2 separate regions of the Homo sapiens genome follow, and region 2 is linked to region 1. A link is a loop called in an ENCODE intact Hi-C map of the cell type or tissue named here. Cell type or tissue: dorsolateral prefrontal cortex. All regions are shown on one strand. Each heading gives the region's core, and the rest is flanking DNA. Links, peaks and the distances in the headings are about the cores only.

Region 1 (16,276 bases), core at 5,260-13,259:
GCATACAGGAGTGTGGATAGTTTGATCATTTAAGGCAGGGATGTGAGGCTTGATGGAATATGTTGATAACAAAGATTCTTTGCTTGGCCAACTTTAGTCAGGCTTCTAAATCTTCAGCTAGGCTAAACTGTGCACTTCCTCGCAAAATCCAGCTTTAGCAAAGAACACTGCCAAGTTTACCAAAGAACCCCTCATTCTCAATATCTGATCAGGTTCTTCATTCTTCACCATTCTGCAGGTGATGTCTGATCACTCTGGCCAGTCTTCAGCAAGAATTCTTTTAGGTCAGTGTAGACAGAATCTCCCTTACTCCTGATGTTTCCTCTTAGTGATTTTCCATTCACTGACCCCTGCGTTGCTCCTGGGCTATAAATTCCCACTTGCCCATGCTGTGTTGAGAGTTAAGCTCATCTCTCTCCCCAGCTCCAAGACTGTGTTGCAGTGGTTCCTATATCTATGGTGATGGTCCTGAATAAAATTTTCTTTACTGTGCATTTAAAGTATCACTGAATAATTTTTTCTTTAACAACTATGGTGTTGAAACTCAAATAGGACAGATTCATCACTGGATCCTGGGCCTCTCACTCAGGACCCTAAATACATGCCTTTGAAGCCTTTGTTGTCATTTCTGACTGATTAGGGATCCACTGGTGAATCAGATTCCTGAGCCATTGCTCCAGACAAAAGCCCTTTGATGGCCAAGGACAGATTTTGAATCTTAAGGGATGAGTATTCTCTCTGAAGCTGGGGTACAGCCCCACGCTTCTTTTGAAAGGAATCCTCTGGGCAGGAAGGTCTTCGTGTGGGCTTCTTGTTCTGAGTGGGCAATTCTCTGAGTCCCTAGACTAGAAGTCTCTTCTTTCTGGCTTCCTTTTTCTGAGTGAGGGGTTATTCCCTGATTCCCTGGCCTATAAATTGTTCTTCCCGGCTCTCTATAAAACCTCTCTGCTCTTTCTCTTCTCTCTATTGGATCCTGCTTCTCCCATGGGAACTCTGTCACCTGAAACCCCTCTTCTCAAGTCTCTGCTGACTATTTCTCTGTCCACTCTTGCCAGACCCGTTTCTTTTCTGCTGAACTTCAGGACTCCTATCCTACCCTCCTTTGAGGGGGCTCTCAAGGGACTAAGAGGCCCCTCAAAAACAAGCACCTGGGGCTGATAATAGGAGAAAAAAAGAAACTATTTGGAAACTGAGAAAGCAAAAAAAAAAATCTTAAAAAACCTCCTCCACAAATATTGGTAAAAAGCTTTAGCCTTTGTTAGGTAGGTCAACTCAACTTATCCCTTTTTCCTCAGAAGCACAATTTGGATAACAATATAAAGTGGAGATAAACCAGCAAGTTTGTATTTTTGTATTACTCTGTTTTACTGCCTCATGGTTAAATTTTTTTTTTTTTTTTTTTGAGACAGAGTCTCACTTCGTTGCTCAGGCTGGAGTGCAGCGGGGCAATCTCGGCTTACTGCAACCTCCACCTCCTGGGTTCAAGTGTTTCTTGTGCCTCAGCTGGGCACCACCACGCCCCACGCCCAGCTAATTTTCATATTTTTAGTAGAGACGGGGTTATGCCATGTTGGCCAGGCTGGCCTCAAACTCCTGACCTCAGGTGATCCACCCACCTCAGCCTCCCAAAGTGCTGGGATTACAGGCATGAGCCACTGCACCTGGCCTGGTTAAAATTTTTTAAATGAAAAGTCCTAAGATCTGGTTACATCAGTCTATACGTTTGTGTATGTGTACGTGTGTGTCTATGTTATTGTGTTACGTATATGTGATATTTTTCTACCTCCGATGTTATTACCAAACTAAAATACCCAAATTGGCTAGGGATAAATAAACACTCAAACAAATAAGAATGTATAAAATTTTCAGAAAAGTAGAAACTGACTCAATATTTTTAAGTTCACATAATCTGGGGTATTCCTTAGTAAATAAAAGCTAGTTTAAAAAATATTGGTAAAATAAAAATAGAAACATTTTCAGAATTGTCAGCATACACTTATTTTACCTGGCTTTGCTGATTAGACAAGTTTGTGTTGTTACTGTTAGATGTTTAAGGCCATAAAACCATAAATTCAACCTAAGAACAGAATATATAGTAAAAGTAAATTGCTTAATTGCCTGGTGTATGTCTGCTGCAAAAGTAAATAAGAAAACATGTCCAGAAGGATTGTGAAAATCTTATCTTGTATGGTCTAAGCTGACTGAGATTGGATAGATTTATTTATGAGGTTTTATTATAACTTAGTTTTAGTAATACATTTATTCAAAAGTAGAATTTGATCTTCTCCATTAAAACGGTAGTTTTCTTGGAATGTTGGTCTGAGAATGTAAAGGGTATTTTTTTCCTCTTAAGTAATTGGCCTCAGAAACACAGACTCTGTTTCATCAAGATAATTTCCTGAGTTTCATGTTGTTTTATTAGGTTTTTGGTTACTTAAGAAAAGTGAGTCTTCTCAATATTAAAGGAGCTAAGTCCTTGTTCACAACTATGTAATCTGAATTTGCCTTTAAAATCTTTTAATGGAGCTTTTATTAAATAGATAACTATGGTCATATTTAATTGTTTTAAATGTTTTAAACTTTTTGACATTTTTGACAATCTTCCCAAAATCACATTCTAAATTAAGTCTTTTTGACCTCAAATTAACTTAAGATTCTCCATATTGGACCCTCAGAAAGCCACAGAGAATATTTTTTGTATGAAAGAGACATTAATAATAATAATAAATAAATAAATAATAAAAGAGACATTAAACTAATTAGATTTATTTAATATGTTAAATTATAAGTGTAGCAGTCAAATAATAAGTGATGCTAAGCCATCTTTAAGTATATTTATGGATATATTATTAAGTGTACAAAAATTGTATGAGATTCCTAGAAATCTAGTATGTTATCAGTCATAATTTTGGTTATTCTGTTAAAATGCTGTATGCCATGCTAACCAAATTTTCTTATAAATTGCATCATTGTAATGAACTCTCATTAGATTTTTTAACCATGGACATTTTAAGTCCTTGTCATCTGTAGACAGTTATTGTTTTAATTTAATTGTTCTCTAAAAGCATTTGAAATTAGCCACAGTCCAAAATGGCTTCTTCTTCAAGGAGATTTATGGAAAATAGTCTTATGAGTATTCTGGAATACAGGTTTCTGAACAACTTTGACATCATACCATTGGACTGGTAAGAATTTCCAGAACTCTAATAAAACTGATGGGTTCATGTAACTACTAACCCAAGATCAAGCAAAACAAGATTTAATTACATGGTACTGAATGAACTGATGAGAATAATTTTTAAAATGACTTTTTGTTTGTAACATTGCTTGTTCTTTAAATGTTTTGTTTTCCAGATTTGAGAAAACTTTTTTTTAAGCTATCTCTAGCTTACACCAATTCAGTAAAGAATACTTTTGTACAAAATGGAAACATTTACTTTTTCTCTCTAACTTATCCCTCCAGAATTTGGAAACTATTTGTGAATATTCTTATTTTTATGGCAATGTATTTATTTGCACAAGTTTAATAAGAATCTGTTGTCTTTGTAACAGGACAAACTGGAAACACAGGTTATATCACCAAGGCTTTGACTGAAACATCATGTTTTCAGATATGACCAGAAGGCTTTATGGGACTAAGGTTGACTTTATGGAACCAATAAAGTACCATCTTGGAAAAACTGGCTCTAGGGTTCCCAGACTTACAGGTGAGTAAAGAATATCACTTCTTGGCAGGTCTGGAAACCTTGGGGTATTTTAGGGACCTCAAGAAGAGAGTAATTTATCTAAATCTGTAAATGTAACAGGTGCAGACTAATGACAAGTTTTGGGCTTATATCCCAGCCTCAAGTGGCTTTTAAAAGTTTAATCTGACTGGAGACAGTGGCTCATGCCTGTAATCCCAGCACTTTGGGAGGCCAAGTCAGATGGATGAGGAGGTCAGGAGTTCAAGACCAGCCTGACCAATATGGTGAAAACCCTGTCTCTACTAAAAATACAAAAAATGAGCCAGGCGTAGTGGCACGCATCTATAATCCCAGCTACTCGGGAGGCTGAGCAGAAGAATCGCTTGAAACCAGGAGGCGGAGGCTGCAGTGAGCCAAGATCGCACCACTGTACTCCAGCCTGAGAGACAGAGGGAGACTCTGTCTAAAAAAACAAAAACAAAAAGTTTAATCTGAGATTTCTTATCTGACAAACGCAACCTTTAAAAGAGCCTAAATGGTCAATCACTACTCTTACTGCACTTGTGTACATAACCAGTACAAGTTTAATGAGATTAAACTTATTTAGCAAACAAATCAATCTGACTTTGATTATCTTTGACAGAAATGAGAGTGAATATAGAGATAAAAGTTATGTTTTGGGAGAAAACTGCAGTGCACCCAATATTAGATTCTAGCCCTGTTTTTTTTTTTTTCCTGAGGTTTTATTATCTACCTGCAATCTGCAATAGATCCTCGATTTTTCTAGTTTACTACAATAGCTACAACACTCCAAATTAATATTTCATTTTTTTCCTGCTATTCTGGCTTGGAATCACTAAAATTATAAACTTTTCTTTTCTTGAAGTCCTTCAAACTGAAACTGGATGACTTGACATAAGCTTCAGAAAAATTACCACAACAGCTTGTGTGTGGCCCATCTTTATGGCTTTCAAACTGCAAACTAATCCAATGCCTCTTCTCACTCCAACTGAAGATACTACAAGCCCAGCATCTAGAAATTTTACTGATCAGCTGCCCTCTGGACTCAGAAACTGTCTTTATAATTCGTTCCAACTATTAATCTTTTTTAATTTTATTTTTATAGAAACTAAACTTCCCACATTGAAGGCCTGATAGCTCACACTATCCAGGAAATATCCTCTGCTACCAAGTCCCAACAGATGATTCAACTGGTCCTTAATGAATAAAAGGTGATCAAACAAGAAAAGAGACTTATATTGTTTGAAGGAAAGATGAATGTCTCTACTTTCCTTAAACAAGAAGTAGTACTAACAAAGATTCCTTGCTTGGCCAAACTTTAGTCAGGTGTCTATCTTCCTTGCAAAATCCAACTTTAACAAAGAACTTTTCTGAGTCAGTTTAGCAAGAACCCCCCATCTCCAATATCTGATCATCCTCCATATCTGATCAGGCTTCTCATCCTTTTATCATACCCCAGGTGATGTCTGATGACCCAGGCCTATCTTCAGCAAGAATCCTATTAGGTTGGTTTAGCCAGAATCTCCCTCTTCCTCCTGATTCTCTTGGTAATTTTCTATCCATTGACCCCTACACTGCTCCTTGATTATAAATTCCCACTTGCCCATGCCATATTTGGAGTTGAGCCCAATATCTCTCTTCAATGCAAGACGCCATTGCCATGGTCCCTATACCTATGGCAATGGTCCTGAATAAAGTTTTCCTTACTGTCTTAGTCTGTTATGTGTTGCTATAAAGAAATACATGATGCTGAGTAACTTATAAATAAAAGAGGTTTTTTTTGCTTATAGTTCTGCAGGCTGCACAAGAAGCATGGCCCAAGCATCTGCTTCTGGTGAAAGCCTCACGTGCTGCTGCATTCATGGTGGAAGGTGAAGGGGAGCTGCAGTGTGCAGATATCACATGGTGAAAGAGGAAGCAAGAAAGAGAAAGGGGGGAGGGGCCAGGTTCCTTTTAACAACCTGCTATTGTGGGAACTAATAGAGTGAGAACTCACTCTCCATCTCCGTCCAGAGAGTACATTACTCTACTCATGAGGGATCCACCCCCAAGACTCAAACGTCTCTCATTGGGGCCCACCTCCAACATTAGGGATAAAATTTCAACATGAGGTTTGGAGGGGACAAACATCCAAACTACAGCACTTACTATGCTTTTTTTTTTTTTTTTGAAACAGTCTTGCTTTGTTGCCCAGGCTGGAGTGGAGTGGCGTGATCTTGGCTCACTGCAACCTCTGTCTCCTGGGTTCAAGCAATTCTCCTGCCTCAGCCTCCTGAGTAGCTGGGATTACAGGCACATGCCACCATGCCTGGCTAATTTTTGTATTTTTGTAGAGATGGGGTTTCACCATGTTGGCCAGGCTGGTCTTGAATTCCTGACCTCATGTGATCCGCCTGCCTCGGCCTCCCAAAGTGCTGGGATTACAGCTGTGAGCCACCGCACCCAGCCTGTTTTGTAAATTCTTGAAGTATTTTGATTTGCACAAATTTGCCTATGACAGTTTCTTTCATGGATCACTCACTTTCATAAGAAGGAAGAAGAAAAATACATTTTTAATGGGTTTAAATTCACCAGGTTTTCCTACAAATGTTTTTCCATGGTAGTAACTAGGGATAGAAATATTCATTCCAATTCCTGGTTCTATTACTTTTTTTTTGTTAGTAATCTATAAGAAGTTTAAACAGATAGAGAAATTATTTTAAACACAGATTCCCCATGTGGGGCAGTCAAAAGGCCAAAGACCCAAGAGAAGAGAGCCAGATTCAAGGCAACTGAGATTAGCAACTGGGGAAAGAGAAGGCACTTTAACTGCTGTAATGTCAAGTAAGAAGTTTTCAAGAGCCCGTATACTGATAACACTTCAGGCTTTCATAAAAGCAAAACTCTAAATGGAAAACAACAAAGTGACTTTGAAAAGAGTGCTCCAATGCAGTTCCTTAATTCATCCAACTTGCATGTGCTGCTGTTGCTTTTACCATTTTATGAGTTACCATCTCAACAATCCTGGGAAGAACACTGCTCCTTTTGCAAACAGGTGAGGCACATCCTGTTCAAAAGCATTATAACTTTCTTTCTTTCTCTCTCTCTCCTTCCTTCTTTTCTTTCCTTCTTCCCTTCCCTTCCTTTTCTTTTCTTTCTTTCTTTTCTTTCTTTTTTCTTTTCTTTCTTTCTCTTTCTTTCTTTCTTTCTTTCTTTCTCTCTCTTTCTTTCTTGCCTTCTCTCTCTCTTCTTTCTCCTTCCCTCCCTCCTTCCTTCTTCCCTCCCTCCCTCCCTGGACTGACTTGACTTTCTTTCTTTCTCCCTTTTTCTTTTTCTTTTTTTTCTTTCTTTCTCTTTCCTTCCTTTCTCTCTCTTTCTTTCTTTCTCATTTTCTTTCCGTCTTTCTCTTTCTTTTCCTTCCTTCCTTCCTCCCCTCTCTCGCTCCCTGGACTTACTTTACTTTCTTTCTCCTTCCTTCTTCTTTTTCTCTCTTTTCTTTCCCTCCCTCTCTCCCTCCTCCCCTCCCTTCCTTCCTTCCTTTTTTCCTTCTTTCCTTCCTCCCTTCTCTCTTTCATGAATAAACTTTTCTCTATATATATTCATAGATTTGGAAGCAATGTGAAAATCTATTTGGTTCATGCCTCTGGTATTAAGCAGGACCACAGCTAAAATAACCTAGACAGAAAAGAAAAAATATGGCTAGGGCTGCCAACCTTTTTGTTGGAAGCTTGCTAATGTCAACATTACGGAGGCTGGTGTGCCAGGTGGTATGAGGAAATAGACTTGTACTATATAAAATATATGAGCTACTGGCACAGATTTAAAGTGGTGCTGCTGTTGTGGCCACACCTGGCCCTGATGGAATCAAGCTTAGATTGGGCCTGGCGTAGTTCTAGGGTAAACTATAGGATAAGATTGATTTGCTAGGACAGGTAATAACTTCCCTAGAACTGCAAGCATTTAATATAAAGTGACTATGCCACCTTCTGCCAAGTTTGCCATGCAAAACTATTGTTGAAGAATGCTAGCCAGCAGATATTCATCAAGTCATGTCATGCCTTCCCTTTCAAAATCTTTCAGTGGCTGAGAAATTTGGATTACTGTGCTTAATTTTTTTTTTCTTTTGAGACAGAGTCTCGCTCTGTCTCTCAGGCTGGAGTGCAGAGGCGCGATCTCAGTTTACTGGAACCTCTGCCTCCTAGGTTCAAGTGATTCTCCTGCCTCAGCCTCCCAAGTAGCTGGGACTACAGGCGCACCACCATATCCAGCTACTTTTTGTATTTTAAGTAGAGACGGGTTTTCGCCATGTTAGCCAGGCTTGTCTCGAACTCCTGACCTCAGGTGATCCACTTGCCTCGGCCTCCCAAAGTGCTAGGATTACAGGGGTGAGCCACTGTGCCCAGCCTGTGCTTAACACTGTCCCTTCATGATTTGATTTCCAGGTACCCTTACAGCAATATTCCTGTCGCCTTCATGCTTTTATATGGTGGCATGGCAAATATTTAATGGTCAGCTCTCTGGCAACAGAACAGAAGCCTTGCTTTGTACCGGCTCCAATTTCTGTGGTGTAAATACTCCCACCATGGCTGACATCCGCCTACCAATGTGAAATCCCTGAGTGTGAAGTTGGGAAGAGAAGTGCACAAGTGTTCTTGCAAGTTTATGTGAGCCAGCTCCAGCGCACCACTGTCTCTATGCCTCCCCACTACCTAGAATGTTCTTTACTTTCTCCACACCTAAATGTTCTTTACTTTCTCCACACCTACTCTTCCTTCCATACTCAGCAACTCTGACACCCTCAAACCTCCATCCCCAATTCAATCTGAGTTCTACGCCTCTTGTCTGTGTTCTATTTTGCACCTTGGAAGGTTTTGATCTTTCTTTCTTTTAACAAGTACGTATTGGGTGCTCTCTGTGTTTCACACATTAGCTTACGTCTGGGAGAAACACTGTTGAAGAGAGCAAATTACTCAGGCTTCAGGCACATTTGCTTAGCCTCTTACAAAGGCAGACAAGCAGTAAATGTGGTAAGTGCTATAACTGGGCTAAGAACAGAGGACGGGCACCGACATGGAGCATAGCCTGCAACTATAATTATTGCACTGAGAGAGTAAAATTAGAAGAAATCCAAACTGTGAGGAACAAAATCATCCTTTTTTTTAAATATGATTCACCCTCAAAAAGATGAGTGGCTATGCCAGATCCAGCCTAGGGAAATGCAGTGAATTGGTGTAGCAAAGGACTTTTAATCAGACTAGCAGTAGACCAATGAGAGATATTGCCTTCACCTTTCCCACGTGCTTCTCAACACAGAAATAGGTACTTGACTTGGGCTCAGCAAATCTTACTACCTCATCCACTTGGCAACAGTGCTTGTCCCAAAGATAGGCCCTTGATCCAAAGTGGGTAGCGAATGGTATCATTTTTATCCTGAGATTAATATTTAGAGTATGGAGAAAAAAAAGTTATCCTTCCCCCGCTGAGTTTACTAAACTGGAATGTCACAGATTTGGGATTACCAAATGACAATTTTCTCTGTTACTTAAAAGAAACTGCTGGCCAGGCAGGGTGGCTCACGCCTGTAATCCCAGCACTTTGGGAGGCCGAGGCGGGTGGATCACAAGATCAAGAGATTGAGATCATCCTGCCCAACACGGTGAAACCCCGTCTCTACTAACAATACAAAAATTAGCTGGGCATGGTGGCACGTGCCTGTACTCCCAGCTACTCGGGAGGCTGAGGCAGGAGAATCGCTTGAACCCAGGAGGTAGAGGTAGCAGTCAGCCGAGATTGTGCCATTGCACTCCAACCTGGTGACAGAGCAAGGCTCCATCTCAAAAAAAAAAAAAAAAAAAAAAAAAAGAAAGAAAAAAAAGAAAAAAGAAAACAAACTGCCAAACAGAAATGGAAAAGAGAAAAGTTCTGGTTGAGTTCCCCGTTCAATTGCCTGAGTCCCTGGGTCCTCCAGCTCTTGCTTTGTCTGCTAGGCCATCCAAGCATGCTTTACCATTGTACATTGTATCAGTCAAGAAACTGTATCTTGTCTTTGTTGGTTTGAGTTACAGTTATGTCATGCAACCAAATGTTTTCTGACAAATGCAGTGACCCTGGATGAGGCCTCAAGGAGGCAAGACTGGATTGTGACTGCCAATAAGAAAATGTACCCCTGGGAGGCACTTGTTCTGCTATTCCTTCAAGCTTCTCTCTCTGCCTTAAATCTGTCTGCATTCCCAGATGTCACCAAGCCCATGGGGCTTACAAATAGAAATAAGAGGAAGTCCCTATGCAGGGACTTACCATTTACTTGAAACAAATGAATCCAAAAAACGTGATAGAAAACTACCAGCTAAACTGGGGAAACAAAGGAGGAATTAGTCAATTGTATAGAAGGGTCAGGAGAGAATAAAAGTGGCTCCTTAATAATAATTAATTCTTTTTATTTATTTATTTATTTATTTTTTGAGACAGAGTCTCGCTCTGTCACCCAGGCTGGAGTGCAGTGGCACAGTCTTGGCTCACTGCAAGCTCCACTTCCCGGGTTCACTCCATTCTCTTGCCTCAGCCTCCCGGGTAGCTGGGACTACAGGCACCTGCCACCATGACCGGCTAATTTTTTGTATTTTTAGTAGAGACGGGGTTTCACCGTGTTAGCCAGGATGGTCTCGATCTCCTGACCTTGTGATCCGCCTGCCTCGGCCTCCCAAAGTGCTGGGCTTACAGGCGTGAGCCACCGTGCCTGGTCAATAATAATTAATTCTTATTAAGCAACTTAGATATTTCTTTTTGCCTGTGTTTATCTCATTTAATTCTCTTCTACAACTATAAAGAGATAGAAGCCTTTGTTCTCCTCATTCTTCAGATGAGAAAACTGAGATTTTATGTATTAAGAAATTGTGTAGCTTGCCCAAGTTCACATATCTAGGAGTTGCAGTCCATTTTACTCCAGTAAAAGTCAGAAGTTGAGTCTGTTTTACTCCAAATCCCAGTCTCCACAAGCCTTCTTGAGATAAGTGTTAAAATTGTTTGACACTTAATATCACAAAGAAAAATAATACAGAAGTTTCTACCTGAATTTTAAAAATATATTTTTGAAATTACATGGAATCCTGTTCCTAAGTAAGCACTGCAAAAATCAACCAACCAACTAAACAAACTCAAATGTTTAGTCAATTAAAACTTTGTGGGGCCAGGCACAGAGGCTCACACCTATAATTCCAGCCCTTTGGGAAGCAAAGGCAGGAGGATCACTTGAGCCCAGGAGTTTGAGAACAGCCTGGGCAACATAGTTGCACCCTGTCTCTACAAAAATTTTTTTTTTAAACTGGGCGTGGTGGCCTGTGCCTGTAGCTGTTTGGGAGGCTGAGGTGGGAAGATGACTTGAACCCAGGAGATAGAGGCTGCAGTGAGCCATGATTGTGCCACTGCACTCCAGCCTGGGTGACAGTATGAGACCCTGTCTCAAAAAGCAAAAACAAAAACAACATTTTGAAATGTCATAGTAGGCATATTACAGGCTTAAAATTATTAAGAGAGAAATTTATTTAACTTTATTTAATCTATTTTCCTCCAAACTTACTTGGACCTAGATCTGTTTTGGGAGAAAACCTCATTACATAATATGAAATTAATATACTATAAAACACTCTTGGGGAAATGCTTCTCTTTTGTAAAGAAAGCATGAAACTTTGAAAGTGAGTGCAAATTAAAATCAATCAATGCATGTATACTGTGTGCCTCCAACCTACTAAGCGTTGTTCTATGGGCTATTTAGGGGCAGTGAAAACGAAGTAGCAGGCAGAATTCAAGTCTCAAGTAATTTAAAAACTACAGCAATAAAAGACAATAATTAAGACCCCCTCTTGTGCATTACAGATGCTCCTCAACTTATGATAGGGTCATGTCCCAGTAAACTCATCATAAGTTGAAAATATCAAAAGGAGAAAATGCATTTAAAATACAAACGTACTGAGCATCATTGTTTAGCCTAGCCTACCTTAAATGTGCTCAGAATACTTCCATTTGCCTATAGTTGGGCAAAATCATCTAATACAAAGCCTATTTTATAATTAAGTGTTGAATATATCATGTAATTTTTGAATACTGTACTGAAAATGAAAAACAGAATGATTGTATGGGCACTTGAAGTAAGGTTTCCACTGAATGTGTATTGCTTTGACACCACTGTAAAGTTATAAAATCTAAAGTCGAGCTATCATAAGTTGGGGACCATTCGTGTGTTAAGATAGTCTCTATGGTAGCCTCTTCCATGGTTACAAAGATCAATAAAAACAGTTCCTGCATGCAAGGAACTTATAGTCTAGAAATGGGGAGTTCAAGGATGAGGGAAGATTAGCGAGTTGGAAAAATCAAGACAGATTTTTTTGAATAAGGTAGCATTTGGTCTGGAGTTGGCTTAAAAATTTTTTTTCTTTTCTTTCTTTTCTTTTCTTTTTCTTTCTTTTTTCTTTATTTTTATTTTTTAAGATGGAGTCTCCCTCTGTCACCCAGGCTGGAGTGCAATGGCGTGATCTCGGTTCACTGCAAACTCCGTCTCCCGGGTTCAAGTGATTCTCCTGCCTCAGCCTCCTGAGTAACTGGGACTACAGGGGCACACCACCATGCCCAGCTAATTTTTGTATTTTTAGTAAAGACGGGGTTTCGTCATGTTGACCAGGCTGGTCTCGAACTCCTGCAACTCAGGTAATTTGCCTGCCTCGGCCTCCCAAAGTGTATTTTTTTAAATTTTCTAACAAATAAAAATTTAAGGCTTTTGTGTAAGTAAAGAGTATCTATAACAGAAAATGAATTGCTATCTAGAATATATAAAAACTTCCTACAAATAAATAATACAAACAAAAAAATTCAATTAAAAAATAGAGGAAATGACAGGCAATCATACAGAGACTATACAAACTGTCAATAAACACTTGAAAAAATGCTCAATATCATTAATAATCAGGGAATTACAGACAAAAACAAGATGAATACTTTACACCTAGCTGGTTGAAAAAAAATTAAAGACGAATGGTATATACTGTTGGGAATGTTGCAGGGAATTAGGTATTCTCAAAAACAGTGGAGTATAAAATGATAAAGTAAATTTGAGAGCAATTTGCTTGTATCTATCAAATTTTTAAATTTGCCAGTTCCCTGTGAGCCAGCCAGTTCCCTGTGAGCCAGTCAATTCACTTCCCAAAGAAACTGCTGAAACTGTGCATAAAGTTGTGCATTTGTTGTAAATTGTTTTAATCACAAAACATTTTGCAAAAGCCAACATGATTGCAGAAGTACGGTTAACACTTATTATACTGCATTCATTCAATATCATTCTCTGCAGTGGCTAAACAGAATGAGCTAGATCTCTTTCCATGACAAAGAAAAAAAGCTCTTCAAGACAAGTAGAAAAATTAAGTTGTGGCCAGGCGCGGTGGCTCATGCCTGTAATCCCAGCACTTTGGGAGGCCGAGCGGGATGGATCATGAGGTCAGGAGATGGAGATCATCCTGGCAAACATGGTGAAACCCCGTCTCTACTAAAATGCAAAAAACTAGCCAGGTGTGGTGGTGCACGCCTGTAGTACCAGCTACTTGGGAGGCTGAGGCAAGGGAATTGCTTGAACCCGAGAGGTGGAGGTTGCAGTGAGCTGAGATCATGCCACTGCACTCCAGCCTGGCAACACAGCAAAACTCCATCTCAAAAAAAAAAAAAAATCAAGTTGTAAAACAATATATATTATGTAGTTCCATTAAATTATTATTATTATTTTTTGAGACAGAGTCACTGTGTCACCCAGGCTGGAGTGCAGTGGCCTGACCTTGGCTCACTGCAACCTTTGCTTCCTGGGTTCAAGCAATTCTTAGGTCCCAGCCTCCTGAGTAGCTGGGACTACAGGTATATGCCACCACACCTGGCTAATTTTTGTATTTTTAGTAGAAACGAGGTTTCGCCACGTTACCCAGGCTGGTCTCGCACTCCTCACCTCAAGCAATCCACCCACCTTGGCCTCCCAAAGTGCTGGGATTATAGGCATGAGCTACTGTGCCCAACCTAAATTAAAATTTATATGTATAAATCTGTCAACATATGTACATCTGTGTGAAGATATGAGAATGCAGTAATGCAAGACATTCCCACAAAGTTATTAACACTAGTTACCTCTGGGACGAAGAGTGAAATTAGGGGTCAGGATAGGTAAGAATTTTCACATTTTACTTTATGTACTAATATATGTCTTAAATCATTTGCGCTGAGAATATATTCATATAGTATTTATGTACTTTCTAAGAAAAAGAAAAAGAGGTATTCAAAAGAAGGAATTAATATGAATGAATACAAGCTAAGAATGAGTTTGTTTGCATGGCACAGTGAGGCATCTCATCTAATTATGGTCTAGAATGCTTCTAGGTAGAAAGGGGAATTAAAATTTTACAGGAAAAATGGATCTAAATTAAAGTGAAATTTGGAACTAGAAAGAAGAGTTAAGGTTTCATCCTGTAGCTTTAGTATTACCTAGGTTAGTTAAGATGCTAGAAAGGGCCATAAAACCTCAACACCACCCCTGTGCCGTCACATTTGACCTTAGTAACCTAACGGGGGGTATGGTAAGAACCAAAATGTGACAAATCCACAAAACATCACCTAAAGTTCTCCTTCAGCTTGTCAAGTTTATTCAAAGTTGACTTTGGTTTTTTACAGTAGACCTATCAGAAGAGGTCAGAAAAGTAGGATTAGTTTCCAAAGGCAGCTTTTTCTTTTCTTTTTTAAGAAACAGGGTCTCCCTCTGTCATCTCAACTAGAGTGCAGTGGTATAGTTACAGTACACTGCAGCCTCAAACTCCTGTGCTCAAGAGATCCTCCCAAGTAGCTAGCACTACAGGTATTCACCCACATGCCCAGCTAATTTTTATTTTATTTTTTGTAGAGACAGGGGTCTTGCAATATTGCCAAGGCTGGTTTTGAACTCCTGACCTCAAGCAACCCTCCCACCTCAACCTCCCAAAGTGCTGGGATTACAGGCATGAGCCACCACACCAGCCAAGCAGCTTTATAAGGAAAGAATTGCACACGTCCCTCTACTTAGAAGAAGGTAGTTGGGCCCTTAGCAGGCATTTTGAATTTTACGGATTTCTTTCCATTACAGAACCACCGCAAGCAGAAGCTATATCAATCTCATAATTAGAAAGAACTTTTCAGATCATCTTCCTTCCAGTGGCTCTCCATTTTTCTCAGATGAAATCCCACTTCCTCACCTTTGTTTAAAGGCCCTTTGTGGTGTCTTCTCACAGCAATGCCTCGGCCCCTACCTTGTCCCTCCTTCACTGATTCTGCCACAAAAGCAAACTGTCCCAGTGCTGTTTCCACATCCCAGCAAGGATGGTAGGCATTCCCATGGGCATTTACCACTGATGACACTATCATGCATATGGCAAAGAAGGCTGTTCCCCTCTTTGCTAATCCTGCCTCCTATCCTCTTCTTAATAACCATGGAATAGCAGAGGTCAGGCTTGTACTTTTCTTAAGACTGTACTAATGGCTGGGTCATTTGGGAAAGGAAGTTGAATGCAAGAAAGGGAAATATAACTGCCACTAGCAGAGGCTATTTTGAGAGTCCACAGGCTTCAGCCCTCCTCAAAATCCATCATAGGGCTTCTTGTCGGCTTCACTCCTGGCCTGCAGCCATTGGCGGGGCGGTTTACTTCCTCGTGTGGCTTCTGTACATATTTATTCCTTTAAGTTCAATTCAATTGCTGAAAGGTTTCAAGAGAGAAAAAAACTTCTTGTAGTCCATGTCTCACCTTAGATGAATTAACCCCTTTGAGCCTGTTTCCTCTTTTGTAAAATGAGAAAAATAACAGCTAGTATATACGGGTTATTGTGAATATTAAATGAGTAACTATATGTAAAGCTTTTAGAACAGTTTCTACCAGTTCTGGATAAATGTTAATGAATTCTGGATAAGTTCTGGATAAATATTAAGTTCTGGATAAATGTTAGTTATTAATACCCACATCACATTATTGAACTTAATGCCGCATGTCCATTACCTTATACTTCCGCAGTTGGGCCTTTTGGCACAGGCAAAAAATTTATATTTTTCACTAATAAATTATATCTGGTGGCTTTGAATCATTATTCTAAACCGGTGGAATTTTTTCAGTAGAGTCTATCATCCAACATGTAGATTATTATCTTCAATTTAGTTTGGGATACCACCTGAGTTCTCCCTCACTGTAAATATTGATTTTATTTATTTAACAAATTGGTGAAGGGCCTCTTATGTGCCACGTTCCTGAATGCATGTGTGTGTATGTTGTATACTCATGAGTGTTTAAGGAGAGATAGAACTGTTTCATCTCAAAGGCGCATATAGTTTTTGATAAGGGAAGTATGTTGAGCACACATAATATAAACATTTAAATATTCGGAGATGGGGCAAGGTAAAGAAAGGATCCTGGATATGGGCTGACTTACTTTGAGCAAAGTGCTCCATAAGGATCTAGCCTGGAAGATCCTTGGAAGGATCTACGTTGGTATAGTTTTTAATTAGAGAAATTTATCTTGCAGAAATACATACTAGATAGGTTTTTATT
Region 2 (16,276 bases), core at 5,005-13,004, 69 kb after region 1:
CCAACAAAAGTGTTTTGATAAAACAATGAATCTTTGCACATGAGGTAAGTTGACCTCATGACTTCCTTCTCTTCATGAAGCAATTTTGCATAATCATTAACTACTCATTGCTACTGAGAGTTCAGCTGTGACAGGGAGAGAGAAGTGACTGATGGATTTAGGATCATGGAGGTTGTTGATTATACTAACAAGCAGAAGCCCAGTTTGATTGGTTTAAAAGGAAAATGGAAACTAAAAAAATGGAAGTAGTGAGTATGGGGACTCTTTCAAGAAACGTTCGTAGGAAGTAGAACAGAGAAATAGGTTGGTAGCTTGGAAAAATTATACTAGGTTATATCAGAAAATAGATTATACTGGAGTGCTGATTATACTACAGTATGTTTGGAAGCTAATGGAAATGATCTAAGAAATAAGGGGAATTTTTAAAAATTTCACAAGTGAAGTTGAAGAGGTGAGAATATAATCATCAAGGAATTACACAGTTGTGACCAGTTGAAAATTCATATTCTGGGAGTTTGACATTAGGTAAGAGCTTTGATAAAACAATTTTAGTGTAAAATTATTAAACAATACAGGTAAATTAACCTTATAACTTCTTTCTAAGAAGCAATCTTGCATAATGACTTCTTGATAAAAATTGTAAATGTCTTATTGACTAAATAGAAACTGCTTTTAAAACCATGGAGAAAGCATATGTACACATATGTGTGTGTATGTGTGTGTGTATACGTGTGTGTATGTATATATATACAATTATATATGTAATTTTTCTCCCTGAAGATGTGCCAACAGTAATTTGGTTCAGTTTTTTTTCAGCTCCGACATATGAGTGAGAATATGTAGTCTTTGCCTTTCTGTGACTGGCTTATTTTACATAGCATAATGTCCTCCAGTTCCATCCATGTTATTGCAAATGACATGATTTCCTTCTATTTTATGGCTGAATAGTTTCCCATTGTGTATCTGTACCACATTTTCTTTATGCATTTATCTATTGATGGACACTTAGGTTACTTCCATATCTTGGCTATTGCTAATAGTGCATCAGTAAGCATGGGAGTGCAGATAGCTTTTTGACATACTGGTGTTCTTTCTTTTGAGTATATACACAGCAATGGAATTGCTGGATCATATGGTATTTGTATTTTTAGTTTTCTGAGGAACGTCTGTACTCTTCCATAGTGGCTGTACTAATTCCCACCAACAATGTACCAGGGGTCCGCTTTCTCTGCATGCTCACCAGCATTAATTATTGCCTGTCTTTTCAATAGAAGCCATTTTAAGTGGGGTGAGATGGTAACTCATTGTAGTTTTGGGTTGCATTTCTCTGATTATTAAGGATGTTGAGCATTTTTTCACATACCTTTTGGCCATTTGTATGTTGTCTTTTCAGAAATGTCTATTCAGACCTTTTACCCATTTTTAAATTGGATTATTTGACTTTCTTTATTGAGTTGTTTAAGCTCCTTATATATTCTGGATATTAATCCCTTGTCAGATGGGTAGTTTGCAAATATTTTCTTGCAAATATTTTCTCCCATTCTGTTGGTTGTCTCTTCACTTTGTTGATTGTTTGCTTTGTTGTACAGACACTTTGTAGCTTGATATAATCCCATTTATTCACTTTTGCTTTGGTTACCTATGCTTTTGATGTCTTACTTAAGAAATCTTTGCCCAGAACAATGTTCTGGAGTGTTTCTCAGTGTTTTCTTCTAGTAGTTTCATAGTTTCAGGTCTTAGATTTAAGTCTTTAATTCATTTCGATTAGATTTTTGTGTATGGCAAGAGATAGGGATCTAGTTTTATTTTTCTGCATATAGATATCCAGTTTTCTCAGCAACATTTATTGAAGAGACTGTCGTTACCTTAATGTATGTCCTTGGCACCTTTGTCAAAAATAAGTTGACTGTTAATGCATGGATTTATTTCTGGGTTCCCTATTCCATCCAAATATTGGCGGTGTTTTTGGCTCCTGTGTTGTAGATTTTAAGAGGAATCATATTAAAATGTGTGGCTTCCTTTTTCTTTTAGAAGTTTGGTAGTTTAAAAGAATAAAGAGAGAAGTTATAAAAAGAAATATTTTCACAGCTTCTCCAGAGAAAGAATACCCGTTGGTAACAAAACACGCAGTACATCTTCAGAAATGATTTTCATTATGAAAAGTCAAAGCCTATCCTAGATCAGTTTTATGCTGTTAATTGAACTTCTAAAAGACTTAAGAGAACCTGTAGTGTCTTGTCAGGTATAATTGTTATAAAGCATAAAATCCTCAGGCAAAATTAAAAAAAAATCTGACATGCTTCTATCCTTGTTATGAGTCCCAACAACCACAATATATTAATTTTCATTGGTGGAGAACCTTTCAAAAGCAATATGTTTAGGAAATCTTCCTTTATTGCTTCTTATATAATGAAAGCATCCTTATATTGTTGTTTGCATTGCTTACATGAAAAGAGACATTTGATTTATCACTGTCAAGATCTAACTCGCGGCAGCAGTTTGCATTCAGTGGGGATTTGGGAAGTAGTACGTTTTGGGCCCCTCTTAACTCCTTTTGTGTGTTCTCAGTTCTTAAAGCTGCACATCACAGTTTGTTGGCAATTATAATAATAAAAAGCTGGTGATAACATCACCCTGAATAAGAAGTGTTTTCCTTCTGCTTTAGGTCTTTCAGGCCTGGTCTGATCACTCTATTCAGCAACCCTCAGCCCTCTTTCAGCTCGCCTCTTCCTTATGGTCCTGGGTGGTATCCCTGTTTCTGACAAAAGGGAAGAATGGAAGAAGAAGGTGGCAGAGACATCTGCCAGCTGCCTCTGAAAGGAAGATCCCAGAAGCTGTGGCAGAATACTTTTGTTTGTACCATACTGGGCAGAACTTAATTATATCATAATTCTTTAGAGCAGAGGAGCCTGGGATATATAGTCCTGATTCAGTGCACCATATTCTAAGCTAAACATCAGGTTTCTATAGAAAAAGATGTAAATAAATATCGGGGTCAACTAGTAGTAACTGCCATACTCCTGACGCCACAAAAGCCTGCTTTTCCATGAAATACACCATGCTTTTGAGCTGACCTTTGCTCCTCCTCTTCCCCTTACCATAACTATTTGACATGGAATCTTTGAAAATGGGAAAGGGGCATCTCTTCTTTCAGACCAACCTGTGCTAGGTTGCAAGTCTTATTGAGCAGAACACAACTTAGATAGCCACTTCCTGGGAAACCTTCAGCTTGGAGCCCTTGTGCTCCAAGTCTCCAGGGCCATACATGACAGGCCTGTTTCTTTGTTCTGATACATCTCCTGTGTCCTCTGCTACATGTCAGGAGAAGGTCATCTAATGATCCAATTAAAATAATTGTTTTTTTTTTTTTTACCTTCCTTAGGGGGTGTGTATGAAATATTTCTGAGATGGGATAAAGTATTTTCAGTCATCTTATAGCCTTCAGTGTGAAACTTTCCAATGGCAGCATTCCTGATCTTAAGAAAAGTCTGTCTCACCTGCGTATAGTTTTCATTAGGAGGCTGCAGCTGGGAGTGCTTCCTCTGAGAAAACATGTCATTTAAACACCAATGGGTGCAGGAGACTACAATTTCATCCCCCATCACCCCAGGTAGAGTTTGTAATGCTACCATATTTGAGATGATTTATTGGCATATAAAAATTGGCCAGCTATTTCAGAAGCATTAAGTTATTGTGCCTTCTGTTGTAGTCCATGTATTTTGTAATTTATCTCAGAGTTCAGAACTGACAGAGTTGAGAGAGAATATTCAATTCAGTGAATCTTCCCCTCCCATTTTTTTCTTAATTCCAAAAGTCAAGGACCTGTGACTTACTAAATAACCGATTGTATTGTTCTGTGCCTTTCATTTCTGTGGCCGATTAATTCAAGTGGGTGGAGTATAGCTGCAACAGCCTCCACTATCAGAATGAGATTGATGATGTTCTGTGGCTGAACCTGTCTCCCTTTTGGTAACTCTTTATATTTTATTTTTAAACATACTAGTGTCTTATTTAGCTAGAAAAGGTGAGTGAATTAATAAAAGAGCTTTCTCATTAGTAGGAAAAAGTTCTTATTGGTTGGTAAGAACTCATGCCTTTGTACGCAAAACTTAATGATTAAAAAACTGCTAAAGCAATTCTGATTTTTTTCTGTCTTCTTTTTACAGGTAATTCTTATAAGATACTCTGTTCTTCTTTTTATATTTTATGTTCTCCTGTATCTATATCATGCCCTAAAAATGTCGTAGCTTTGTAATAATATTAAGAAACATGACTAAGTAGCTGAACCAAATTTTATTTTGTGTGCCCAAGCTGTTCCCTTTTTTGTGTGTCCAATTAAAATATGTTACAGTTTTCTTAGTGAATGTTTTATTATAATATTTGAAGGATGAGGGACAGCTGGACTGAGTAGTTGTTTTTGAGAAAGTTTTAAGGCTTATGGAGATCTGCTTTAAAATTATATATAGTTGTTTTTCTTTGCCATTCATTTCTCATTTGTGTCACTGCCGCTGAAAACTGAAGTTCGATAGTTAAGGAAAGAGTTTTTCAAGTAAATATTAAGGCATTTTATAATAAGCCAAATGTATGACTAAGGTTAAAAGATATGGTATATACTTCTATGTGTTTACTAATCCCTCTCCCCTCGGGCACAGCTATGTTCCATTTCCCAGCTTCCCTAGTAGTTTGCAGAGGAGGATGAAGCCTTAGCCGATAGTGGGACACAGCAGTCAGCCAGCCTGGGTCCCTCAGTGACTGTATGGAGCTGAGTCCCCCACTCTTCCTCATATAATATGATGTGTACAAGAAGTCAGCCTGTATTGTGTTAAGTTTTTGAAATCTAGGTTTATTATAGTATTACCTAATGTCATATCAGAATTGTTCCAAAAAACTATTTGCTTCTCAGACCGTTGGGCCCCTGGAATCCAACTGTGTGCCCTGGAGGAAATAGAAATGGGATTTGGTGAAAATAGAGTGTTGTCTCTGACAGACATTTTGTTAAAATGTTCATGTGTGGATGTTATATGTGCTTAAAGATTCTATGCATCTGGTATGACCCCAGCTCTCTCCTAACCCTGTAATGTGGTGCGAGTTGTATACTCACTAGGAGTGTTTGGGATAGTCCAGCATCAAGAAGATATTTCAGTTCACTCTACATTATGAATATTTCTGCAGCAGATAATTAACTTCTCTAATTGTGTTGCTTTATAGCCTGCTTACTGGAATGATCTGTAATGCAGCTTGGCAGCAGTGAATAGTTATCAGATGCCATTTGAAATGATTTGCTGATTAAAGATGAGAGTTATTAAATCTTGCCCAGCCTTTTCACTTGGTGAATGTTAAAATATATTCTCGCCTCTTACATATGATAATAGCTTTTCCTTTACATGCAAATAGTAGTAGTAAGCTAAACATTTCTTTCTCTTGAGAATCAACTTTTAGATGACTTGAATGATAAATTTTTGATAAATTAAAAAATATTTATAATTGTGTACATCGAAAGTCTCATGTTTTACAAAACTCACTCCAGAATTCTAGAGTGAAGTCCTGTCTTTCTTAGGAAGCAATGGAAAGGTATTAAATATCTCTCAAGTGTTTAATTCATTGTATTCTCTACTAGGTATAGATTGTTGTCTCTCAGTTTCTAAATTAAACAGTTGCCTTCTCAAGACTTTGGTGATGATGATTATGATGATGGCAATTACAATATTAATATGACTGAGTGTTTGGATATCAAAGATGAGAAGAGGCCTTTCCTTTCTAAAAGAAGTGATTTTTTTTGTGTGTGGTTGATTTGTATTTAATTTCATTTAGGTAGGTTTGGTTCTGGATGGATACTAGATTTTTGTGCTAATTGTGTCACCTTCTTATTGTGTGACATTAGATAAACCTCTTAACCTCTTTTTACAATTAGAGGAAAAACTAAGTTCTTAAAGGTATGTAGAAAGAACATCAAAAGACAAAACTAAGTGACTGAAAAGGAAACATAAGAAAAAAGTATATATTAGTAAGGAATATTTTCAGATTTTGCCAAACAGGCTTTTTACTATTCTTTATTAGATTTAAAAAATATTCTTTTAGGAGGAAGGTGAGAATTATTAAAAAGTTTTCTACTTGGTCAAAGTTTTAAATTCGTGAGGCATTGAAATTATTTTCTAAAATTTGTTGATGAGAAATTTAGTTTTCCTTTTAAATATTAAGTAGAGAATTTGAAATCCTCCAGGAGAAATTATTCTCTTTAGGCAAACATTCATTTTTAAATTAAAAAAGAATCATTTTCACAAAGAGAGGGTCTTGCTGCATTCCCCAGGCTTGCCTCAAACTCCTGGGCTTAAGTGGTCCACCCTACTCGGCCTCCTGAGTAGTTGGGACTATAGGCATCCCCTCCTTCAAACATCTAACTGTAAAATGATGTGCCTATAAATATTCTTCAGGACCAGCTGTAGAAATTCTTGAAAATACGATTGTCTGTTTATATTATATGCCTTTCCTTTCTGCTTTTGGAATGAACAAATAAATATAGCTCAGTGAAATTATATTATATATGTGAAAATTGATTCTTTACTTTTACCTACCTCATTAAGCATGCAAATTGCTAAGTTTTCAGTAGATGCATTTAAAATAAATTATAGCTAATCAAATGTGTTGCTTTATTTCCTTTTAAGTGACACAGTGTATGTGCCAGCACAGCAAAAGAAAAAAAAATCAGTTTGGTTATTCTTTACTGAAAGCAGAAGTTGATTGGTTCAGGGAAAAAAATTGTAGCTACATGAATTGATATGTAGATGAGTTTCCACAATTTGTCAGAAATGGCTGCTTATGATGTATGGTGAAATGTAAGATAATTCTTTCCTCTTCTGCCATCTGTCTACAATTTATTCTTTTATTAAGGAATGTATTGTAATTATGTTGTTTTTAATTTTTTTTGGTAAAAGCAATACATATTACAATTTTGACTATATTATGATGCTCTCTTTTTATTGGTTTTTGTTTCAGTAGCTTTGGGGGTACAAGTGGTTTTTTTTTGCATGGATGAATTACACGGTGGTGAATTCTGAGATTTTAGTGCACCTGTCACCTAGGTAGTGTACATTGTACCTACTGTGTAGTTTTTTATCCCTAGACCCCCTTCCTCCCTCCCACTCTGAGTCTCAAAAGTCCATTATATCACTCTGTTTGCCTTTGCGTACTCGTAGCTTAGCTCCCACTTTTAAGTGAAAACGTATGGTTTTTGGTTTTCCACTCCTGAGTTACTTCACTTAGAATATGGCCTCCAGTGCCATTTATGTTGCTGTAGAACACATTATTTTGTCCCTTTTTAGTGGCTGAGTAGTATTCCATTGTGTGTGTATGTGTATATATATATATATACACATATGTGTATGTATACTATATATGTATAGATATATGTATGTATGTATATGTGTGTATATATATATATATAAAACATGTTCTGTATCCACTCATTAGTTGATGGGCACTTAGATTGGTTGCACAATATATTATGATACTCTTTAATATATTTTATTTAACATTTGTATTGTTTTAAAGTACTTAAATGCCTTTTAATTTTTGTCGATGTAATAGTTTAATACCAGTAAAATAAATTTCATTATTTTACATGAACAATCTTACATGTTTGTGTTGCATCAAATGATGGCTAATGTCTAAAGTAAGAAAAGGCAATTAATGAATTATTCATCTGTACTTGTAGCAAGATACTTAGTTATACACAGGTTCAAATAAAAATCTTATGTTTAAATCCTCACTTTTAATCTGGGAAAATATTGGCTAAATATTGCTCCCTAACATGAATGCATGTTCGGTCAGGGTATCTGTGAAATTCAAACATATTTCATGTGTTCACTGCTAATATGGCTGTCAATTAAAGCAAAATTAGTGGGCTAGCTAACAGAAGTTAAAAGATATTTTTTAAATTTGCTGATTGTTTTTTCCATGGCAAACGGTTTCCATTATTTATACAGTATACAACACTTGTGCTCAGGCAACTGTCTGTAGTTTAGTTAAATTGCAATAGAAGTAGATCTGCTGGATCTTAAGATAGTCTTTCTAAAATATAATCAGTGTGTTCTTCTCTGTTGGTTTTTGTGTTTTGAAATGACACTGCTAATGTTGGCATTATCAGCTTGTAAGCAATACTGCTTAGATAGTATACAAAGTTAGTTTTTCTGATTTTGTGCATATACACAAGATTTCCTTCAAATCATGACCGGAGACGCATCCTGTAGAGCCTGAGCTGTTTATGGTTATGCTACCTACTCCTATGGTATTGTGATGCCTCATTTTTGAAAGCTGACAACTTGATTGCTTTATATGTGGTTATTCCACAGCTTATGCCATGTTGTTACAAGTCGTCCTCCTCCCTACTTATTTTTTTTTTAAATTTTTTATTTTTTTATTTTAGCTGTGTGTCAAACAGACCTGGGTTTGAAGCTTCACTTTAATTCCCTTAGTAGCACAGTGACTTTGGGAGCATTTCTAAACTTGGGAGTCTGTTTCCTCGACTATACAATAACAGTGAATTTATGGTGTTTTATTTAATGATGTCATTAAGTGCGTAGTACAAAAAAGGTGTTCAGTAAAAATCTATCCAATGGAGGATGTATGTGTAATCTAGTTCATTAGCTACTTTTCAAGCTTTACTTTTTTTCCCGCATTTTACAAATATGTTTTTATTGATAGGAGTACCTCAGATCTGATCACGAACTCTAAGAGGGGAAGCTGCTTTTTCTTGTTTAGCCACATGATTAGCATCACTAACCACTGTAAAGCATATTGTATATTGCCAATGATGTGTCAATTAAAAATCCACTGGGAACAAAGCCCCATTTAACAAAGTTGTCTTGAGCACAGCGATGATTGAGGAAATTCCTTTACCCCAGTGTGGGAAATCCCACAAGGGAGCTGTTTTGCCCACTGGTCTCATGTAGACTTGCTGGCTCCTGAATATTCTCTGAGAAGGGCAAAACCACTGGGAATTGTGCAGGCTGGTCATATGCAAGTACAAAGGAGACGGTCTAGGGCCTGTCAACTGTGGATCATCTCTGTCCTCATGCTACAGGCCATTCTGCTTGCTTCTAAAGCAAGACTGCTTTATTTGGTAGGTTGGGTGGAAATATTGTAGAGGAAATTTGTATTTTAGAATAACACATCTCTCTGTTTCCTATATTAATTCTTTTTGTGGAAATAACCCAAAGATTGTGTCGTTAGGAACTACTCTCTCATTTGAGGACTAGGCCATCTCATGCTATCTGGTAAAGATGACATTTACAGTCATAAATCAAAACCATCTGAAATTTTCCAGGGTCTTTCTGAAGGTTGTGAGAAAAACACAGGCAATTCCTTTGTATAGTAGTATTTTGTGAGGGACAGGGCATAGCTCTGATAATAGTTTTTGGTAATCATTTTATCTTTAGTTTTCTACCTATCAGTGGGCTGTAGTATTTTTATGACTTCCTTTACCCTTCTTTAGATGAACATTTGAGATACTTCCTTGTACTAAGAACTGCAGGCACATTTAGACACGTTGTGAGTCAGACCTGGCTTTTGCGTGCCAACTACTCCCTTCTGTTGTTGGAGTGTACCCAGTCCCCGCTCCTGCTCCCACTTCCCACCCGGACTTGGTGTTCTTTTGAAAAAATGGACATGGATCCACTCAAACTTTGTCCCTGTTTTCATATTTTTGTTCTTTGTTTAGGTAGTATGTCAACTGCTTTGATCCAGCTTTTGGCCAGAGTACGTGTGGACTATATTGTTCAAAAGTAAAATACTTCTGTTAATGTACATGGCTTGTAGGCTTGTTTTTAGTTAATTTTGACAGAATGTGTGAATGTCAGTTATGGTCTATACCTTCCACTGTGCCAGGGGCTACATAGAGAAATAAAATATAATAACCACTAAAGGGAAGTTTGGATTCTACATTTAATTTGGAACTATAAGGCTGAAAAAGTGAAAATTTTGAAGAATGAGGATGGTATATTCAAATTCCGCAATTATTTTCTTTTACTCATCCACGTATTTTTGTCCCATCATCGCATCCTGCAGGAAACTTTCCTGGTACCCTTTGTCAAGTTATGGGGCCCTTATGTGATGCCACAATACATGGTGTGGTCCGCCTTCAGAGTTGAAAATTACAACTATAATTTTCATTTATTTGGGTGATACTTTAATTGTGTTTTCCCTTGCTGGACTAGAAACTTCTGAATTCAAGGCCCCTGTCTATTTTTACTTTCCACCTGTGTTGGCACAGAGTGGGTCTTCAGTAATCATTTACTTCATAATTGGTTGAATGAATGTGTGAGTTCCAACTACTAATGATCAGTGAGAGTTAATTTTTGAATTCAAAATTCTTGCCAGTGCCGAGACCTTGGGAGTGCCAGCATTGATTGCTTCTGTGTCATTTTTCTAGGTAGAAGTAAATGATGGCTTAAGTATTTCCTATCAATTCTAATGAATATTTCTAAGGCATTTCCCTGTTCCCTTTATTAATTGACAACATCCAGTGCAGAAGCTTCATTGATATTGTAATTTTAGAGTTGGGTATAAGTGATGAATTGATGCTATTGCAATTAGACTGACTTGAATTTATCTGTGAATTAGCTCATAAAAATGATTCTGTTGATCTTAACATTTTGAGTTTTGAGAAGGTTTTAATAGCATTTTGATTTATCTTTTAAAATTGACATCATTTTCATTTTTTTGTCTCTATGACATTCAGAGTGCAACTTAATTTGCAGTTTATCAATCTGTCTATTGTTATGGTGGGCCCTTGTTTTCATAGGAATCACACGTTTAAATTAAGGTCCCATAGTTTCCTCAGTTCCTAAAGAACTACACAGAATTTTTTTTTTTTGGCACCCAAATAAGTCAGTTACTGCTCTCCCAGAATTCGTTGTCTTTCCTTTCCTTTTTTGAGACCACTATTAGAAATATGTCCCAAAGAGAAAACAAAACTAATATTTTAATATTTAAAGTATTTTAATATCAAGGAAGTTAGCTGTTTTTGAGTTGATAACTTCTCCATCAAAGTTTAAAATGTTGCATAATGTATAAAGTATAATTTTGATGTCACTCTTAAAATGAAATTGTATAATAAATATTTTAGACTAAGTTTTTCCATATTTTATATTGGAGATATATATGTACCTGAAAAATACTTAAAAATGTGATGAGACAAATCAAAGATGTTTGTTGATGTTGAAAAAGGCAACTTATTATCTAATTTTTATTGGAACTGACTGAGAGTTAAACATTTTTTCTCATAAATTTACTTAGATATGTGATAATTTTATGGTCCAGTCTTATGGAACACATTAGTGTGCGGTTGTTCAAAATTGCTCCTCTTCTAAAGTGAAAATCTCATTCACCTAACAAAATAAAACTAGATAAATTTTTGTTTTCCTACTGCTTTGGTGACTATGAACTAAGTAAAAATAGTTTTTAGTAGGGTCATCTCATTGTTATAGGAACTCTGGATAACTAATCAATTTGCAAAAGTAATGCCAAATGGAGTGAGATATGCCTCCTTTCACAGAATTTGCTTTGCTAAGGAAAGAGCATACAGGGGAAAAAACTTTTTTTTCACACTTGGCTATTTAATACATTGCATAATTGTTTTAAATTGATTTCTGATGAGTTGCTAAATATGCTGTACAAACTGAATTAAACAAGTGTTGAAATGATAAAATGTAATGAAAGGTATTTGGACCAAAGGAGAACTAAGTTCTGGACCAAGTGCTGTGTAACTAGGACAAATTGATAGACCTCTCTGAGCCTTAATATTCTTGCGTGTAAAATAAAAGGAACAGATAGATGGTCCATTTTGTAACTCTAGGTCTGTGAGTGTTCTGGGAATAAATTTTGTTTTTCTTGCCGTTCAGAAAGCTTACTCTTTCTGAGTTATTTCTTTTCAGTTAGGTGTGAATATCTCCTCAGGCATCTTCCATCCATCTCTTCAAGATTAGCTGTCTCAAATGTTTTTCCTTCTCTTCTTTACTGATAAATTTGGACTCCTTCTTGACACTGATGACAGCTTCAGTATCCTTCTTGTCACCTTGCAGACTTTAAACATAAAAATACTCATTGGTTTTAAAAGGAAAAAAGTATACATTAGGACTATTAAGCTTGGCCTTGAAACATTTTCTATCTTTTATTAAATGTCGGTTAGCTGAACAGAATTCATTTTACAATGCAGAGTGAGAAAAGAAGGGAGCTATATGCATTTGAGAATGCAAGCATTGTCAAATAAACATTTTAAATGCTTTCTTAAAGTGAGCACATACAGAAATACATTAAGATATTAGAAAGTGTTTTTGCTTGTGTACTACTAATTAGGAAGCACCTTGTATAGTTCCTCTTCTAAAATTGAAGTAGATTTTAAAAACCCATGTAATTTAATTGAGCTCTCAGTTCAGATTTTAGGAGAATTTTAACAGGATTTGGTTTTGTCTAAATTTTGTCAATTTTTTTAGTTAATCTGTATAATTTTATAAATGTCAAACTGTATTAGTCCGTTTTCATGCTGCTATGAAGAAATACCCAAGACAGGGTAATTTATAAAGGAAAGAGGTTTAATTGACTCACAGTTCAACAGGCCTGGGGAGGCCTCAGGAAATTTACAATTATGGCAGAAGGGGAAGCAACCATGTCCTTCTTCACATGATAGCAGGGGAGAAAAGTGCTGAGCAAAAGGGGGAAAAGCCCTTTGTAAAACCATCAGATCTCAAGAGAACTCACTCACTATTATGAGAACAGCAGCATCGGGTTAACCGCCTCCATGATTAAATTACCTCCCACCGGGTCCCTCCTATGACACGTGGAGATTATGGGAACTGCATTCAAGATGAGATTTGGTTGCGGACACAGCCAAACCATTTCACAAACCAATTCTTATTTCTTAAAAAGAGCTGATGTGATTCAACTGAATGTATTATGTGCTAATATGAACCAGTACATTAGTTGATGGAATATTTATTGAAAACCAGAGATTATTGAGATATTTTTGTTATATTTTAAGTGATTTCCTTTGAAAATAATTTTATACTTTTTGAATAAGATTAAGTTGTTTTGTTAATAATGATCAAAGGTGAGGGTTAATAGATGAAGAAATTACTGCATAAACTTAGGCATATTAATCAGAAGACAAGGAAGTAATGTGCAAGGGCAGATTACCCAGTGAAGTTTGGCTCACATGGGGCAGTAACTTTACACCGTTGACTGCATGTTCAGGAATACTTTGAGCAAGAAAGATTAGATCTTGTCACAAACTAATCAGAAGTTTCTTGCCGTAAGCAAAAAAGGTCAGTGCGAAAAATCACAAGAGGCTGAGTGACTTAGAGGAAATGTCAGAAAACCTGGCTCTGCTTCTGGTTCCGCATGGAATTGAATGAGTCTCTTTAAATTTATGTTTGTTCATCTGTAAAATAAGGGATGTGCAACTGGGTGATTTCTGACTTCTGTTCCAACCTAACACTCTGTGAAATCAAGATCACATGTACATTTTTTTCCAAATTTCCAAAATTTTTATTCTTTGGCCTTTAGAGAGTGAAATCAAAAATCTCTCAATTTTGAATTTCTTTTTTCAATTGAGTTCTCTTTTGCTCTTCTGTCCAAAAGAATGAGTGTGTTGGTCTGTTGGACTTGAGTCAAATGAAAATGTAAAATAGGAAATTCATAGCAGTGTGCATTTGCTTGTACAGGTCTGGCTCATCTAAATCTGGGAAATATGGTAGAGTTTAAATTTATTTATATGCTAAAGAAGAAAGATGTGCTTGTACCCTGAGTAAAGGGTCGCTAAACAGCTTTTTGTTATTTCCATTGTAAGGATATATTCATCCTGATCGTAGTATGATGGGAAATGTTATTTTTTTGGATGCAGTCGTTGGGAAAGCATGAGGTATAGGACTCAACCCTTTGGTATATATTTATAGATTTCTTACTATACTCAGTTATGCATTTGCTTAATTACAGAACTTAGTCTCATGAGTAATCTTCTTAGGTATTAAAACTTGAAATATATAGGTTGGATACAGCTCCTTATCTAGAATTTCTGATTCTTAAAAGCTCTGAAAATTCAAGCCAGGTTATTTTGTAAATTTGCTCCAAACATATTTAGCGGTAAACCTATTCGAACAGACATGAGATTATATAAAGTTTGCCCTCTCCATAAATATCCCATACATTTGCCACATAGTGGGAGTGTTCATGCATCTCCCTACGGATATATTATTGTTTTTAATGACACGGTTTCTTACTGAGGGTTTTGTGTAAAATATGCCCTCGATTATTTTTCTAAAAAAAGGAAATTTCTGAAATTTGAAGCACATTAGGCCACCAGGGTTTCATATCACAAACTGATGGTAATTAAAAGTTCAGATAATGACAATCTTTATCATCATAAATTTTCCTGAAGAATTAGTATGTGAACATGAGAACATTGGTTTCTTACTCATCACTGGCAGTAGAAATACAATACGATACATAGTAATTTAGTGAGTGGTTCTAAGAAAGATTGGAATTAGAATCTGGAAAAATGAATTATATACAATATGGAAGGGAACCTTATAACAAGCACAAAACATATGATAGTATTATCTGTAGAAATTACTGTATATTACTTATAATTTTTAAAACCAGTTTTAAGTTATAAATGCAAACAATATTTTGTAATATTTGCTAAAAACGGTTCAAAGAAAGTCTGAATAGAAGTAGTAGATATACCGACTGATATTTGCATAAAAAACTAATTAAAGCACTTCTTTGGAAACAGTATATAGTTGACTAATTTGGCTTTGAGAACATAGTAGTAAAAGTTGTTATTTTAATGATAATGTAAATGACATGCAATAGCTTTGACTCAGCAGATTGTATTTTTTTCTTTTTTTCCTTTTTTTTTGAGATGGAGTCTCGCTCTGTGGTCCAAGCTGGAGTGCAGTGGCGCGATCTTGTCTCACTGCAAGCTCCGCCACCCGGGTTCATGCCATTCTCCTGCCTCAGCCTCCTGAGTAGCTGGGACTACAGGCACCCACCACCACGCTCGGCTAATTTTTTGTATTTTTATTAGAGACGGGGTTGCACCGTGTTGGCAAGGATGGTCTCGATCTCCTGACCTCATGATCTGCCAGCCTTGGCCTCCCAAAGTGCTGGGATTACAGGTGTGAGCCACCGCGACCAGCCGTATCTTTTAAGTGTAGGAAATGAAACTGTGAATAGTTTTCACATAACAGTGCTTTTTTATTTCTCATCTGTGGTCATAGATGACATTAAAAATGGGTGAAAGGCCGGGCGCGGTGGCTCATGCCTGTAATGCCAGCACTTTGGGAGGCCAAAGCGGGTGGATTGCCTGAGGTCAGGAGTTTGAGAACAGTCTGGCCAACATGGTGAAACCCAGTCTTTACTAAAAATACAAAAAAATTAGCCAGGCGTGGTGTTGTGTGCCTATAATCCCAGCTACTCAGCAGGGGAATTGCTTGAACCAGGGAGGTGGTAGTTGCAGTGAGCCGAGATCGCGCCACACCGCACTCCAGCCTGGGTGACAGGCTCAAAAAAACAAAAAAACCAAAACAAAAAAAAAATAAATGGGCGAAAAACTTGCTCCTGACCTAACAGATGGTGCCTATTGGGCAGCTTGACTTTTAAAAACTGAAAATTCAAACTGTTAGTACCAATAGTTTTTTAAAAATACTTTTTTCTCTTAAAAAATCTTTTTCACATTTTAGAATTCTTGATGAAGTAGTTTTTTAAAGCCTCCTAAATGATGTCTTGATTTATTGACTTTAGCTAAATACCTTTAAATTATCAATTTTTGAAAAACTACACTAAGCTATAGATAGCAGTATTTATGTCAACTAAACTATACTCAGGGACAGAAATCGTGGTTGAATAATTTAGAAAATAGTTACTCAGTTATTGACTCAAAACCTCACAATTGTTGTATTAAATTGTATAAAAGGGCAATTTTTCTATATCTGTGGTAAAATCTAATGTTTTTACATCATATTCAAACTTTTTTTTTGTCATGTGAGGCTTCATTTTAGTATTTATTATGATTATTTCCTTCTTACCAAGCCAGATTCCCTACAGTTTCTTACAGATCTGGTTCCCCTACTTGTCCATCTTTTCCTTAAATCTCTACTACTTACTTGTTTCTGGTACGTTCTCAAATACTGCACACTTCCCTCCAAAAGCGTAACTTAAGTTGTCTTGTCTTATGTATAGCATTTCCTTATTTTCTTCATACCGTGAACAGTAACTGATAACT

The links. Peaks named below come from ENCODE experiments on the same cell type or tissue, not always from the same donor. Only the 100,000 strongest peaks of a DNase experiment are listed, where the experiment ranks them.
Region 2: a loop joins it to region 1, with 4 times the contacts of the local background. A loop is called at or near these places in 14 of 110 quality-filtered maps.

What each region holds. Positions count from the first base shown.
Region 1 is chr5:50,648,529-50,664,804 of GRCh38, forward strand. No RefSeq gene overlaps it. Among named protein-coding and RNA genes, the nearest start is that of PARP8, 10 kb to the right of the region's middle. In dorsolateral prefrontal cortex, for the core only: no CTCF peak of the experiment used is centred there; a DNase peak (open chromatin) is centred at 8,749; H3K27ac peaks cover 715 bases.
Region 2 is chr5:50,717,726-50,734,001 of GRCh38, forward strand. All of the region lies in intron 2 of PARP8 (poly(ADP-ribose) polymerase family member 8), which reads left to right. Among named protein-coding and RNA genes, the nearest start is that of PARP8, 59 kb to the left of the region's middle. In dorsolateral prefrontal cortex, for the core only: no CTCF peak of the experiment used is centred there; a DNase peak (open chromatin) is centred at 9,596; H3K27ac peaks cover 1,702 bases.